2 separate regions of the Homo sapiens genome follow, and region 1 is linked to region 2. Evidence: chromatin loops called from intact Hi-C (ENCODE). Cell type or tissue: A673. All regions are shown on one strand.

The links. A loop is a pair of places that touch in the nucleus more often than their neighbours do. Peaks named below come from ENCODE experiments on the same cell type or tissue, not always from the same donor. Only the 100,000 strongest peaks of a DNase experiment are listed, where the experiment ranks them.
Region 1: it touches region 2 in a loop (6-fold over the local background); 2 of 110 quality-filtered maps call a loop at or near these places.

Annotation. Positions count from the first base shown.
Region 1 is chr22:42,110,288-42,118,287 of GRCh38, reverse strand. The region is part of intron 3 of NDUFA6-DT (NDUFA6 divergent transcript); the gene reads right to left. Among named protein-coding and RNA genes, the nearest start is that of CYP2D6, 17 kb to the left of the region's middle. In A673, CTCF peaks have their summits at 1,177 (motif pointing left), 3,366 (motif pointing right), 5,272 (motif pointing right) and 6,324 (motif pointing right); DNase peaks (open chromatin) are centred at 3,407 and 5,297.
Region 2 is chr22:41,818,820-41,826,819 of GRCh38, reverse strand. CCDC134 (coiled-coil domain containing 134) reads right to left here. Exons shown (of 7, transcript NM_024821.5): 7 at 1-1,122. The coding sequence ends at 997. Among named protein-coding and RNA genes, the nearest start is that of SREBF2, 10 kb to the left of the region's middle. RefSeq lists enhancers at 185-691, 2,537-3,038, 3,750-3,819. In A673, a CTCF peak has its summit at 3,878 (motif pointing left); DNase peaks (open chromatin) are centred at 3,869 and 5,189; H3K27ac peaks cover 4,248 bases.

The sequences.
Region 1 (8,000 bases), 290 kb before region 2:
GCTTTATGACAGGACAACCTCTTCAACCTTGGCCAGAACAGCTTGTCAAATGCCTCGGGGTGGCTTTAAATCCCCAGTAGTGAGAGACAGCCCCTTTGTACATATCTCATTGTTTCAATTCAGCACAAACAGTGCTGACTGAGCAGCTACAATGTGCCAAGCTCTGTGTGAAGACCCATAGAGACACAAAGATGCAAAAGTGTGTAAGACTCAGTATTTTTTTTTTGTCTTTAAGACTGAGTCTTGATCTGTTGCCCAGGCTGGAGTGCAGTGGCATGATCATGGCTCACTGCAACCTCCACCTCTCAGGTTCAAGAGATTCTCATGCCTCAGGCTACCGAGTGGCTGGGATTACAGGTGTGCATCACCATGCCCAGCTAATTTTTTTGTATTTTTAGTAAAGACAGGGTCTTGTCATGTTGGCCAGGCTGGTCTCAAACTCCTGGCGTCAAGTGATCCACCCGCCTCGGCCTCCCAAAGTATTGAGATTACAGGCGTAAGCCACTGCACCCAGCCAAGACTCAGTCTTACTGCATAACACAATAAGCATATTTTCTAAATCCAAAACAAGAACACAGCCTAACAATTGAATGTCATCTATTCATTCATTCAACCAGTGTCTGCTGAGCTTCCATTTTGGTCCAAGCATTATGCTGAGAGGATCAAAGGTAAACAGGACATACAGCCTACCCTTGAGGAGCTCAAAGACTTCAAACAGACATTTTATGGTTCAAGACAATAACTTCTACCTTCCTGCAAATTTCTGTAAATGTAACAATAATTACAAATCTATGGGTGGTTGAAACTGAGGGATGGATGCCTCAGTTTCACATACACATGAAACATTCACCAAGATAGGCCATATTCTGGACCACGAAACAAATCTCAATGGATTTTAAATTTATTTCAAGTATGTCCTTCAAACACTGTGGAATTAAAAATTACAAATCAGTAACAGATTCCCAGAAAGAGTCTGAGCTCAGACTCACCTAACCCTGCCCCAACCTGACAGTATTTCTCTACCCGCCCTGGTAGCTGATCACAAAAGCCATAAACTCTTGGGAGCTTTATGGCCCTGTCCATCACCTGAGAAATCCTAATACTTATCCTGGCCAACTTAGGGCAAGCTTATATCCCCCTTCCAGTATTGCAGCTGGTGTTCTCTTGAAAGCGCCACCTCCTGGCTGGAGGCCAACCAAGTCAGGACATTACAGCAACTCACAACAGAATAACCCTGCTCCAAGAAATGAGAAACAGCTAATTCCACTGCTTTCAACATCCTGGCTAACCAGAGCTCCTGAGTCTGTCCACGTGACAACTTCACTGCTAGCATAACCAGCATTTGAGAAAGCCAGCACAGTAAACAAAACTACAAGCAAGGACTCTCACACTCACAGTCTACTTTACTCCCCTCCCACCTCCACCAGGGCAGGTGCTGGTGTCCATGGCCAGGAGAGCTAAAGACGGATCACATCACAGGACTCTTTGCAGACATTCCTCAGCACCAGCCTGGAACCTGGTAGCCCCACTGGGTGGCTGGACCCAGAAGAGCAATAGCAATCACTACAGTCTGGCTCTCACGAAGCTCCATCCCTAGGGGAAGTGAGAATGCATCACATCAAGGGGTCACTTTGTGGGACAAAAGAATCTGAACAGTAGCCCCTGAGTTCCAGATTTTTCCCCTGAAATAGTCTACCCAAGTGAGAAGAAATCAGAAAAATTGTAATATGACAAAACAAGGTTCTATAACACCTCCAAAAGACCATACTGGCTCCCCAGCAATGAATGCAAATCAAGAAGAAATCTCTGAATTGCCAGATAAACAATTCAGATGGTTGATTATTAAACTACTCAAGGAGAGACCAGAGAAAAGTGAAAACAAAGAAATGTAAAAAACAATACAGGCTATGGATTGGCCAGGCGCAGTGGCTCACACCTGTAAACCCAGCACTTTGGAAGGCTGAGGCGGGCTGATCACTTGAGGTCAGGAGTTTCAGACCAGCCTGGCCAACACAGTGAAACCCCATCTCTACTAAAAATACAAAAATCAGCCAGGCATGGTGGTGCGTGCCTGTAATACCAGCTATTTGGGAGACTGAGGCAGGGGGATTGCGTGAACCCAGGAGCCAGAGGTTGCAGTGAGCTGAGATTGCACCACTGCACTGTGAGCAACAGAGTGCTCAGAGTCTCAAAAAGGAAAGAAAGAAAGAAAGAAAAAGACAACAAAAAAAATACAGGCTATGGATGAAAAATTCTCCAGAGAAACAGATATTATAAAGAAAAAAAAATCACAATTTCTGCAAATGGAAGACACACTTAAAGAAATAAAAAATGCACTGGAAAGTGTCAACAACAGACTAGAACAAGTATGTAGGATACAATAAAATTCCTCTTCAAAGGTTTAGCCTGTTAACTTCCTTGTTCTTTGTTCTCAAACTCAACTTTCTTGTTCTCTATGCCTCCTTGCCCCTAGTTACTGTAACTGTAAACAACCTTCCTGTCAGTTCTAATCAATAACTCACATCTGTTCCCTTGGTTACCCACTCTTCACCCCTTCCTCCCTTCGAAACCGCACGTCCCACCACTGTAACTCACATTTCCCTTCCCTTCCTTATTTGGGAAAGTATTCACAAATAGCCAGTCGGGTCAGTTTAGATTGTGCAGTCCAACCACAGCCCATGAAGGAGTGACACAGAGGGAGGGATTGCATTAGGAATAAAAACCCCTGCTTTCCTTTGTTCAGTGTGCTCTTGCAATCGTGATTGACACAAGCAGCACCCTTCTGCAGAAGTAAACTGCCTTGCTGAGAAAACTTTCGCCTCAGTGCTGGTTTCACTTTGCAGCACTGAGCATTTATCTCCAACAAATCTGGGGCTCATCCAGGATTCCCATTCTCCTCCAGGGAAGGGGTCTCTGGTCACCTCTCATAAGGAGACGCATCCCACTGCCTCGTTGCGGTGGCCTCAGGGTGAGGGATCGGAACCCACCCGGTGTGACGAATAAATCCGGACTCTCAGCAATGTGGGGAAAAAAAGGCTTGCAACACCATGGTGACCAGGTAACTTTGTGCACAGACCAAGGTAAGAAACGTCACAGGGGTGACAAAGCATTTCCTTGGTGGTCAAGATATTCTGGAGATTGAAAGTGTGTATGAATGATCACAAGCATTACTGCTTGCGGTGCTGCTTGTGTGAATGGTACTAAGCACTACTGCTGTGCGGAATGAGTGTGTCCTATCTGAGGTTCCATGGTCACCTCATATGGCTTAGGACAGATCCTGCCATGGGGTTTATATGGGCGTGCCAAAGGTAAGAGGGACCTAAATTCCCCTCCGGGAAGCGACCAGAGTGGACGAAGCAAAAGAAGGGTGCAAGGAGCCTCCAGCAGGTGGGGCTAAAGGATAGAAATCTCTAGTATGAGGAATTGAGCCTCAATAAGCCTCCAGAAAAGGAGAGGCAAGAAATCTCTAATACGAGGGATTGAGCCTCAGCAAGCCTCCAGAAAAGGATAGGCAAGAAATCTCTAATATGAGGGACTGAGCCTAACTAGGACCCAACATGGGAAACACCCCAAGCAGGACACGGAGTAAAAAGGATAAAGACAGCAATAAAGATATTCCTGCTGTTAGTCCCCTAGGTCTCATGTTAAAATATTGGAAAGATAATGAGAGAACTAAACATAAGAAAAAGCAACAAATGACAAACAATTGCTGTTTTATTTGGACTCAGGGACCCATCCTCAAACCCTCAATCTTTTGGTCAAAGTTTGGGTTGAACAAGGATGTGATGTGTCAACTTCTAATTCAATATGTAAATGATAAAAGTCCAGTTTCTCAAGAAGAATTGGCCTATGCTCTTTGTTGGAGGCAGGGACCTGTCCTCCTCTTTCCCTTAAAGACAACTAGGGAAAAACCCAATCTAGCACCTCAAACTGAAGAGTGAGAAAAGCCAGTCCCCATGCCTAAAGACTCCAGCACATGGGATCCTCTAAACCATCTTCCCCCACGCTCAGTGCCCCTAACCCTTCCCCTCAGGTAGCAGCTGCTGTCCCCGTTCCTGCTCCAGATCCTTCTCCTGCTCATGTTATTCCTCCTCCTTACAATCCTGATTCTTGGGAATCACCATCCCATTAGCCTGTTCCTTCTCAGCCTAAGTACCCCTCCCTAAAAGGACTCCAACGTGAGGTAGAACAATGTAAAAAAGATATCCAAAATTTCCCATTTCCCTCCACATCTATGGAGTCAGCCCCAACTCTCTTCCCCTTAAAAGAGGTGCCACAAGGACAGGGGGGCTATTAATTTTGTGAATGCTCCCTTAACCAGTTCAGAGGTCTGAAGTTTGAAGAAGGAACTTAAGCCGTTATTGGATGACCTTATTGGGTAACAGATCAGGTTGATCAATTCTTAGGACCTCAGTTATACACTTGGGTGGAGTTAATGTCCATCCTAGGCGTCCTCTTTTCTTTTTTTTTTTTTTTTTTTTTGAGACGGAGTCTCGCTCTGTCGCCCAGGCGGGACTGCGGACTGCAGTGGCGCAATCTCGGCTCACTGCAAGCTCCGCTTCCCGGGTTCACGCCATTCTCCTGCCTCAGCCTCCCGAGTAGCTGGGACTACAGGCGCCCGCCACTGCGCCCGGCTAATTTTTTTTGTATTTTTAGTAGAGACGGGGTTTCACCTTGTTAGCCAGGATGGTCTCGATCTCCTGACCTCATGATCCACCCGCCTCGGCCTCCCAAAGTGCTGGGATTACAGGCGTGAGCCACCGCGCCCGGCCTGCGTCCTCTTTTCAGGGGAGGAAAGAAGCATGATCTGTAGGGCTGCTATGGCAATTTGGGAACACGAACACCCTCCTGGTCAAACATTCCTACCGCAGATCAAAAGTTTCCCACCCAAGACCCCCGGTGGGACGATATTAATGCAGCTCACTGGGAAAATATGCAAGACCTAAGGGAAATGATAATAAAGGGAATTAGGGAATCAGTACCCTGAACCCAAAACCTCTCTAAAGCATTTGATATACAATAGGAAAAAGATGAGGGGGCCTATGAAATTTCTAGACAAGAATAAAGGACCAAACAAGACAATATGCAGGCCTAAATTTGGAAGATCTCCTTGGACAGGGAGTGTTAAAGCTCCATTTTGTCACTACAAGTTGGCCAGATATTTCAAAAAAGTTACAAAAATTAGAAGACTGGGAAAACCAACCTCTAAGTGAACTTCTGGGAGAAGCTCAAAAAATATATGTGAGGAAAGAAGCAAAAACAAAAGGCAAAAACTCACGTTATCCACTTTCCAGCAGGTGGCCCCACACCCACATGCTTCTAAACAAAGCTTCCAGGGGGCCAGAAACGATAGACGGTCCAGACCCTCATTTATGCTTCTAAACAAAGCTTCCAGGGGGCCAGAAACTATAAAAGGTCCAGACCCTCGTTTATGCTTCTAAACAAAGCTTCCAGGGGGCCAGAAACTATAAAAGGTCCAGACCCTCATTTATGCTTCTAAACAAAGCTTCCAGGGGGCCAGAAACTATAAAAGGTCCAGACCCTCGTTTATGCTTCTAAACAAAGCTTCCAGGGGGCCAGAAACTATAAAAGGTCCAGACCCTCGTTTATGCTTCTAAACAAAGCTTCCAGGGGGCCAGAAACTATAAAAGGTCCAGACCCTCGTTTATGCTTCTAAACAAAGCTTCCAGGGGGCCAGAAACTATAAACGGTCCGTCCAGACCGTTTGAAGGGCAGGCCACTTCAAAAGAGAATGTCCCAAACTGGAAAAGGAGAAAGAAGCCCTTCAACTCATGACTTTTGAGGAAGAACAGGGGGGTCAGGGGCTCTGTTTATCTCGAGTCCCACCAGGAGCCCTTGATAAATTTACAGGTGGGAACCAAACATGAGCTTATCACCTTTTAGTCAATTCAGGAGTGGCTCGCTCCTCCATTTGCTTCCCCCCATCCAACATTGCCTGCTCTTCAGAAGAACTTTTAGTCTCTGGGGTAAAAGGAGAAGGATTTAAAGCAAAAATCTTAGAAAGTACAGAAGTTAAATACCAAGATCGGCTGACTCATATCCAATTTTTGTTGATCCCTGAGGCAGAAACTAATCTATTAGGAAGAGACTTAATGCTAGAATTAGGCACAGGCTTACAAGTTGGTCCTAAAGGATTCTTTACCTCATTAAACCTACTCACCACCACAGATGAAAAATGCATTAATCCTAGTGTCTGGTCAAGGGAAGGAAACCGGGAGAAACTCTGAATCCCTCCAATCCACATCAAGTTAAGAATCCCCAGGGAAGTAGTAAGGAGGAAACAATACCCCAAACCCCTAGAGGGCAGGATAGGATTAAAGCCTATAATTGAAAGTCTTATTAAAGATGGGCTCCTTGAACCCTGTATGTCCCCGTATAACACTCCAATATTGCCAGTCAAGAAATTAGATGCGTCATACCGACTTGGTACAAGATCTTAGAGCCATCAAATAGTCCAAACTAACCATCCTGTTGTCCCCAACCCATACACCATTCTCAGCAAAATTCCAAAAAACCATCAGTTGTTTACAGTAATAGATTTAAAAGATGCCTTCTGGGCATGCCCCTTGGCTGAAGACAGCTGAGACATATTTGCTTTTGAGTGGTAGGATCCCCATTCAGGGCGAAAACAACATTATTGATGGACAGTTTTACCTCAAGGGTTTACAGACTCTCCAAACCTTTTTGGTCAAATTTTAGAACAAGTGTTAGAAAAAGTTGTCATCCCAAAGCAAATATGCCTGCTCCAGTACATGGATGATATTCTCGTATCTGTTGAAGATGTAGAGAAAGTAGCTGGCTTCTCTACACATATCCTTAACCATCTGGAGTTCGAGGGGTTATGGTTCTTAAAGGGAAAGCTTCAGTATGTGGAGCCTGAAGTTAAATATTTAGGCCACTTAATAAGTGCAGGTAAGCAAAGGATAGGACCTGAACGAGTTGAAGGCATCGTGTCCTTACCCTTGCCTCAAACTAAGCAATAACTCAGAAAATTTCTAGGATTAGTTGGATATTGATGCTTATGGATTGACTCATATGCCCTAAAAAGTAAACTTTTATATGAAAAGCTTACCCAGTGGAAACTGGACCGTCTCCTGTGGACTTCTGAGGAAGTCAATCAGGTTGAAGAGCTGAAATACAAACTCATAACTGCCCCTGTCTTAGCCTTAGCTTCCCTAGAAAAGCCATTTCATCTTTTTGTTAATGTAAATAACGGGGTAGCTTTAGGGGTTCTTACTCAAGAACATGGTGGTCACCGGCAGCCCGTAGCCTTCCTATCAAAAATTTTAGACCCAGTCACCTGTGGGTAGCCTCAGTGCATCCAATTCGTTGCAGCTACAGCAGTATTAGTTGAAGAAAGTAGAAAATTAATCTTTGGGGGGAAATTGACTGTAAGCACACCCCACCAAGTTAGAGCTATTTTAAATAAAAAAGCAGGAAGGTGGCTCACTGACTCCAGAATCTTAAAATAGGAGGCTATTTTACTAAAAAGATGATTTAACCTTGACTACTGATAACTCACTCAATCCGAGAGGTTTCTTAACAGGGGACCCAAATCTAAAAAGAGAACACTTATGTCTAGATCTAACTGACTACCAAACAAAGGTCAGGCCGGATCTAAGAGAGACCCCTTTCAAAATGGGGTGACACTTATTTATAGATGGTTGATCCCAAGCAATTAAAGGAGAAAAATACAATGGGTATTCAGTAATTGATGGAGAAACTCTTGAAGAAACAGAGTCAGGAAGGTTGCCCAATAGTTGGTCTGCCAAAGCATGTGAACTATTTGCACTCAGCCAGGTTTTAAAACACTTACAGAGCAAGGAAGGAACTATTCATACTGATTCTAAATACATTTTTGGAGTAGCTCATATATTTGGAAAAATTTGGGCTGAGCAAGGTCTTATTAATACTAAAGGCCAGGCCAGGCGCGGTGGCTCATGCCTGTAATCCCAGCACTTTGGGAGGCTGAGGTGGGC
Region 2 (8,000 bases):
CTGCTTGGGAGGGGCATGAGTGAAGGGCAGCTGCCCTACCCAGGGCCACATGCCCTCTGCAGCTTCCCTGCCCTGTGGCCTCCCGAGACGGGAAGCTGTCTGACCCATGCAGCTTAGGGCAGCCATTGCGGAGCACGGCCTCCTGCAGGGCTGCGGCCTGTCCCCCTGCAGCCCCCCACCCACAGGTTGACTGTCTTCCAGCGCTGCCAGAGAGAACAAGCTGACTTCCCTGTGCTTGCTCAATGACTGTCCCCAGACATCTGAGGACAGGGATCATGTTGCTCCAAGGTCTTCTTGAGCTAAATGTTTCCCAGGTCCCAGGGCACTTCCAGGTCCTTTCCCAACACCAATCATTTGTCAAGGGCAGTGATGGCGTAGGACCAGGAGGCCCAAGCCAAGCCCCTTCCTTCTCTGCCCTGCCAGGGCCTGGGGCCCCTCCTGGTGGGGCAGAGGCATCCTCCAAGCTGTTTCTACATCCCTGAGGGGCCCTGGTCCCCTCACAGTGTCCCCACCAGCCTTGGTCGGTCCAAAGGGTCTGCTGGCTTTTATTGTGTCTCTGCAGAGGGGCTGGGACCTGTGCCAGGCAGCTCTGTGACACAGTGGGGCCAGCAGCAGGGTGGCACCCTGACCCGTGGCTCAGAACCTAGTTCTGCTGCTTCCCCACCAAGGGCGGAAGCCAGCTGGCCAGAGGTCTTCAGCCACCAACAGGGTCCAGGCAGGCATCCTCCTGCCTCCCCCAGCAGTCTGCACAGGGTCATATTTCCAGCATAAAATCCTCTGAAGGCCCCTTCAGCAGGAGGCCCCTGAGAGAAAATCCAGCCATCTGAGGCTCAGTCCCTTCAGCTGGGGCTCAGACCCAGCTCCAGGGGGCCGGGCAAATGTGGCCTCCCCTTCTGGAAGGGGCTAGCTGGTGCTCTCCACCACAACCACACCTCCACCTCTTCTTCCTCCCGACCTGCCTCCTTGTGGCCCCCTGAGCCCTGAGCTGCTCCAGGGCTATAACTCAGACTGGGATCTGGAGATCCTTGGGCCTTTTCGGATCTCCTTCCGCTTCTCCTCTTTCTTTCGGCGTTTCTCTTCTTCTCTCAGGGCCTTCTGGAAAGGGTCAGTGCTGGGAATGAACTGAAGGGAAGAGAAGAGCAGTCTGATTTAGTCTGTGGCAGCAAAGAGCCTGCTCTGAGCTAGGCCACCAGCGGGGTGTGGGAATAGGAAGGTTCCCTGGACACAGGCCCTGCCCCAGACACGGAGACAGGAAATGGGTTTGGGAGAACTGCTGAGTGGGTGTTGGAAGATAAGCAGGAGTTTGCCAAACCAACGGCATGAGGAAAGGGAAGGGTATTCTAGGTGGAGGGACGGATGCTGAGGTGGGAACCTACATGGGGCATCTGAGAAACAACACACAGACTCCTCCAGGGTGAGGGAGTAGAGTGGCTGAGACCACCACAGACCCGGGAGCCCCACACCTGCTGCACCCTTCAGGAGGAGAGGAGGGAGGTCAGCCAGAGTCACAGATGACAAGGCAAGTGGGGGGGTGGAGGATGAGGACTTCATTGGCGGTAGGGGGTGGCGTGGGGGCATTCTTCAACTGCAACCCAGGCCCTTGGCTGTCCTCCCTCCTCTCTCTCCAGATTGTCTCGTCTAACTCATAGCTTCTGTTGGCCTGTGTGGTTAGTTACCCCTCAAACTTGCATCTCCATTTCCAAATGCCTGTCTGAGACCTCCTTTAGGATGTCCCAAATGCACCCTAGACTCAGTATGGTTCCCTCTCCCCAGAGTCCCTGTTCTGATGAGCAGCAGGGCAGAAACCGAGGAGCCCCACCTGCACCCGGCATTCCCTCTCCCTCCTCGGGTCCATCACCAAGGCCTGGCTACTTTCAAGCCCTAAATCTCTCTCAAACCCATCCACTTCTCTGTCTCTACTATTGCTGCCCCCATCACCACCCCCATCTCTCTGCTGGATGACTCTAGGGGCCTCCCAAGGGCTTTCCACATCCCCTTTGGTCCCTCTCAAGTCATTCTCCTCACTGCAGTTGGATCTTTTCTTTTCTTTTCTTCTTTTTAGACAGAGGTCTTGCTCTGTCGCTCAGGCTGGAGTGCAGTGGTGAAATCTTGGCTCACTGCCACCTCCACCTCCCGGGTTCAACCGATTCTCCTGCCTCAGCCTCCCAAGTAGCTGGGATTACAAGCGCCCACCACCACACCTGGCTAATTTTTGTATTTTTAGTAGAGCCAGGGTTGCGCTATGTTGGCCAGGCTAGTCTCAAACCTTGACTTCACGTGATCCATCCGCCTCAGCCTCCCAAAGTGTTGGGATTACAGGCATGAGCCACTGCGCCGGATGGATCTTTTCAAAATGTAAATCTGTGCATGTCACATTCCAGCTTCCATGGCTCTCCATGACTCTCAAGACAAAGTTCCACATGGTGTATCTGCAGGTCCACCCCGCCCGCCTCTCTGTTCCTACCCTCATATCCCCCACCTTTATGTTCTTGGATTCCCTGTACCCTCTCACTTCCAGGCCTTTGCATGTGCTGTGGCTGAGGCCCAGAACGCTCTTTCCAACACCCACCCCTCTGCCACATTAGCTCGGGCTCAGCTGACTCACTGCCCTCTAGACCTGCCCTGACTCCCTGAGGGGCTGCTCCTGGTGGTGTGCTCCCTTCAACTTTGTGCTGATTCCTTCTTTCTTGTGCCCATCGCCCTCCCAGACAGCACATTCCATGAGGGTAGGAGGATAGTGTCCTCTGCCACAAGGCCTTAGCACAGAGTCTTCCTGGCTTTTCAAGAGCATTCAATATGTGTTTTTTCAATGAATGAGCAAGCCACGTTAGAATAGGAAATACAATAGCACAGCAGGTCCTCGAATAAAGTGGTTTAGTTCAAGGTCGTGTCATTATAATGTGGATGAGAAAAAAAACAATCGATTCCTGGCCAGGGCCACTGTCTGTGTGGAGTCCACACATTCTCCCCGTGTTCTGGTGGGTTTTCTCTGGGTACTCCAATTTCTTCCCACATCCCAAAGATGTGCATGTTGGGTTCACTGGTATGTCTACACTGTCTCAGTCTGACTGTGGAGGCATGTGTGAGTGTGCCCTGTGATGGGAGGGCGTCCTGTCCAGGGTTGGTTCCTCCCTTATGCTCTGAGTTGCTGGGAGAGGCTGGACCCTGAACGGGACTAAATGGATAAATAATTATTTTACTTGTTTTGATGAATCTTTCTTAAATGTATGTATAGTTCACATTTATTTCAATGTTTCATATTAAGAGTGTTTTGGTTTTTATTTTGAAGACTGGAGTTGGGCGCCGTGGCTCATGCCTATAATCCCAGCATTTTGGGAAACTGAGGTGGGCAGATCACTTGAGGTCAGGAGTTCAAGACCAGCCTGGTCAACATAGCGAAACCTTGTCTCTACTGAAAAATACAAAAATTAGTCAGGTGTGGTGATGGGCGCCTGTATTCCCGGCTACTTTGGAGGCTGAGACAGGAGAATCACCTGAACCCAGGAGGCGGGGGTTGCAGTGAGCTGAGATTGTACCACTGCACTCCAGTCTGGGCAACAGAGCGAGACTTTGTCTCAAAAAAAAAAAAAAAAAAAAAATTCTGGTAATGGTTTTTTGACCAGAAATATGCTGTAGTAACTTAACTCTTATTTATATCTATTACCCTATGGTAAATTGGTTTGTAATACATAGATTCACTTAAAGTCACAGTTTCCAAGAACCTATGGATGATGTTAGGTGAAGATTTACTATGCCTACAACTCAGGTAGCTGTGCTGTAAAACACACCCTTTTATTTGTTCCTAGGGCAATTGTGACAAATGTTTGATCTGATCAAAGTAGATACTAAAAACAAACAAATGGCTCCACCTTGTGGAATAATCTGCCTACCAGGTTAGATTGAGTCATGACTTTGGAAGATGGGGGGATTCACAGAAGTGTAGCCCAGAGAAGGTAAGTGAGTCACATAGCATGTGGTAGGCCCAACTAGGACTAGCCTTGCAGGCTGCACACTTCCCTGCCTAGTACTTCCCTACCACACTCTGCTCCTGTCTCTGTGAGTGAATCCTGATCCACTTAAGACGGGGAGCTGGGAGACCCCTTAGGCCACAGAGACCCCATTCCTCTCTGACTCTGGCTGGGCAAGGGCAAGTCAAGAGATCTTAGCCCCTTCAGCCTCAGCAGGCTCAGCCTAACCTAGCCGGGTCAGAAGAGAAACACACCCATCCTTTCCCTGTTCCCTTCCCCACCTAGGCCTGGCAGTGCCTAGTCATCTTTTGAATCTATCTTTAGATGTCTCCCCAGGAATCTTCCCTGGCCACCCCTGATTGTACCTGACCAGCCTGGGTCAGGTCAGCAGGCTGATGGCCAACACAGCACTGTGGTTAAGAGCATGGTTCAAGAGGCAGACCACATGTATTTGAACCTTCACTCCATCACTTACTGGCTGTGAGACCTCAGGTTGATTACTGTACCTCCCTGTGCCTCCGCTGTCTTCACTGTTAGGTTAGTCATCAATTTATTTCCTCTCTATTCCAAATTCACTCTTCATTGCCTGCTCTGCAAAAATGCATCTGGCTCCAGGATAGAGCCCCAAACTCCTAAGCTTGTTGTTCAAAGGCCCGGACCCCATGCTACGTCTCCAGCCTTATCTCCTCCTGTCTTCAAGCTACCCTGCTCTGCCTGTCCCTGACAACAACCACATCCTCCATAGCCTCAAGCATGCCACTCTGGCCACCGCCTTCTACCTTCTCTAACTCCTTAGCCCTACAATAACCACGAGCAGGCCCTCCGTGCTGCCGGCAATCCAGCCTCATTCCCTGGTCCGCTCATCCTCCTGCTCTCCTGCACATACCTTCTCCTCAAGCCTCCGTGCTCCCCTCACTCCCAGACCATGACCTTGCTTTCTATCTCACAGAGAGGATGAAAGTAGCAGGAGACAACCCCCACAGCTCGACCACCACACCCACCAACCCATTTGCTTCTGTGCCCACATGCTCTGCCCGCCCTCCTGTTCAAGGTTAAGGACCTGCTCTTCTGTACAAGGCCAAGCCTTCCCCCAGCACTACAACTCACCCCTCCTCACCTCCTCCAGATGAGGCTCCAGCAACCTAGCCCCTGGCCTCATCACGTCCTCCCTCTCTAATGGATCAGTCCCATCCACATAGTGCAAGCCTGCTGTGGTCTCTCCCAAGGGACTAACATTGGAAACCACATTGTCCTCCAGCTATTCTCCCATTAAGGACAAAAAACCAAACACCGCATGTTCTCACTCATAGATGGGAATTGAACAATGAGAACACATGGACACAGGAAGGGGAACATCACACTCTGGGGACTGGTGGGGGGAGGGGGGAGGGATAGCATTAGGAGATATGCCTAATGCTAAATGACAAGTTAATGGGTGCAGCACACCAGCATGGCACATGTATACATATGTAACTAACCTGCACATTGTGCACATGTACCCTAAAACTTAAAGTATAATAATAATAAAAAAAAAAAGAAAGGAAAACTTTTCGAAAGGGCTGTCTATACTTGCCACATCCACTTCCTTTCCTCTCATTCTCTGGAAATCCAATCTTTTGTTCCCAGGACCCCCTCAAAGCAGCTTTTATCAAGACCACCAGCGGCCTCAACATTACTCAGTCCAGCAGTCGATTCTCAGTCCTCGCCTTCCTTACCTCCCAGCAGCGTCTGACACACCGATCGCTCCCTCCCTACTTCTAACGCTTTCCTCATGTGGCCTCTGGGAAACTCTTGGGTCGGCCACCATCATGCTGACTGCTCCTTCTGCGGGTTCTCGCTGCTTCCTCCTCAGTCCTTCAACCTCTATCTCCAGCCCCATCCCAGGCCTCAGTCCTCAGACTGCTTCTCTACCTGCCCGATGCCCCAGATGACTGTGTCCTGTCTCACGGCTTTTGGTGCCTTCTACATAGGCATGGCTCTCACATTTATAAGTCCAGCTTCTCCTTCCTCCCTGAAGTCTCGAGTCAAATATCCAGCTACCTCCTTGACATCTTTACTCCGATGTTCACCAGGTGCAGAAAAAAACTCTTACTACCCTCCCTCTCCAAGCATTTGAAAAAATGAGTCCCATTCTTCCAGACACTCAGGCCAAAAGTCTTCTAGTCATGCTTAACGCTCCTCTCTCTCTCACCACATATGCTTCCTCAGCAAATCCCACTGGCTCTACTTCCAAAAGAGAAGCAGAACCTGACCATTTCTCAGCAGCTCCACTGTCATCGTCTGGTTCAAGCCACTATCAACTGCCACACAGATGAGCACAGCAGCCTCCACACCTGTGTCCCTGCTTCTGGTCCCCGACCATGCTCCACACAGCAGCCAGATGACCTCTTTAAAGTGGTAAGTCTGCGCCTGTAATCCTAGCTACTCAGGAGGCTGAGGCAGGAGAATCGCTTGAATCTGGGAGGCGGAGGTTGTGGTGAGCCAAGATCGCACCATTGCACTCCAGCCTGGGCAACAAGAGCAAAAATCTGTCTTAAAAATATATATATAAATAACGGCTGGGAGCGGTGGCTCACACCTGTAATCCCAGCACTTTGGGAGGCCGAGGTGGGCGGATCACGAGGTCAGAAGATCGAGACGATCCTGGCTAATATGGTGAAACCCCGTCTATATTAAAAATACAAAAAAATTAGCCGGGCGTGGTGGTGGGTGCCTGTAGTCCCAGCTACTGAGGAGGCTGAGGCAGGAGAATGGCGTGAACCTGGGAGGCAGAGCTTGCAGTGAGCCAAGATCGCGCCACTGCACTCCAGCCTGCGTGGACAGAGTGAGACTCCGTCTCAAAAAAAAAAAATTATATATATATATATATATATATATATATATATATAAAGTGGTAAGTCACAGCCTGCTCTCCAGGTCCCTCAGGGTAGGTGCCAAAGCCCTTGTGAAGACCTCTGAGGGTCTCAGGATCAGGCCTACAACTCTGACCCCATCTCCTGACACTCCCCAGCCCCAAAATATGCTTCCAACTCACAGCCTTTGCACTTGCTGCTCCTTCAGCCTGGAATGTTCTTCCTTGGGATACACAGATGACTCCTCATCTCCTTCAGATAATTCAGTAAGACAGTACCCAGGCCATGTGAAATAGCAACTGCACCCCCACCTTACCCCGGGCATTCCTTAACCACATTCCCCTGCCTTTTTTCTCCACAGCCCTTGTCACCACCTACCACATTATATATTTTTAAGTTGACTGCCTGTCTTCCCCAACTAGAATGCCACTCCCAGGAGAACAGGGCTAGCCTGCTTCCCCAAGGGGCAGGATGCAATAGATACTCACTTGATGCTGAATGAATGAATGTGGGATGCATCTGAGCCTTTGCATAAGTTCGTCCCTCTGCCCTGAAGGCCCTGCCTCAGCTGGTCCACCCAGCAAATAACTCATCCCACCTCCCTGCCAAGGCTGGGTCAGGCTCGCCTCAGAGAATTATGCTTCTTACCAGTATAACAGTTACACCGGATTAGAACTATTTCCCTGCTGCCTTCCCCATCAGACTGTGAGCATCTGAGGAGCTGCGACAGGGCCAGCCCCCTGGACAGGGACAGTGGCTGGCACACAGCCTGATACGAGTTGACTCTAGTGATGGGTACATAAGAAGCAGGAGAACTCAGAACTCTCACCAGCATGGAGGGAGTATGTGAGGGGAGCCAAGCAAATCTGGGGCTCCTGCGAGAGACAAGTCCACGCAGGATATCAAAAAGTGAGGAAAATCTCAGAACTGTCCCCATCCAGCATGTAAGGAAAGTATGTTGCTGCTGTGGTTATGTCCAAGTAGAATACGTTATGATAAAGCTGGACTCAACTTATCCTGGCACCCATTCTCTCTGTGGCCTATGCTGTCACCCTCCTCCTGCGTTTAAGTGAGGCATCTATGACCTGCATAGCAAGAAGAACTGGCATCACAGCAATAAAGCATCTCCATGGGTAACCCCTTGCTGGGAAAGGCAATCTGCCATGGCCTTGAGTGTCCA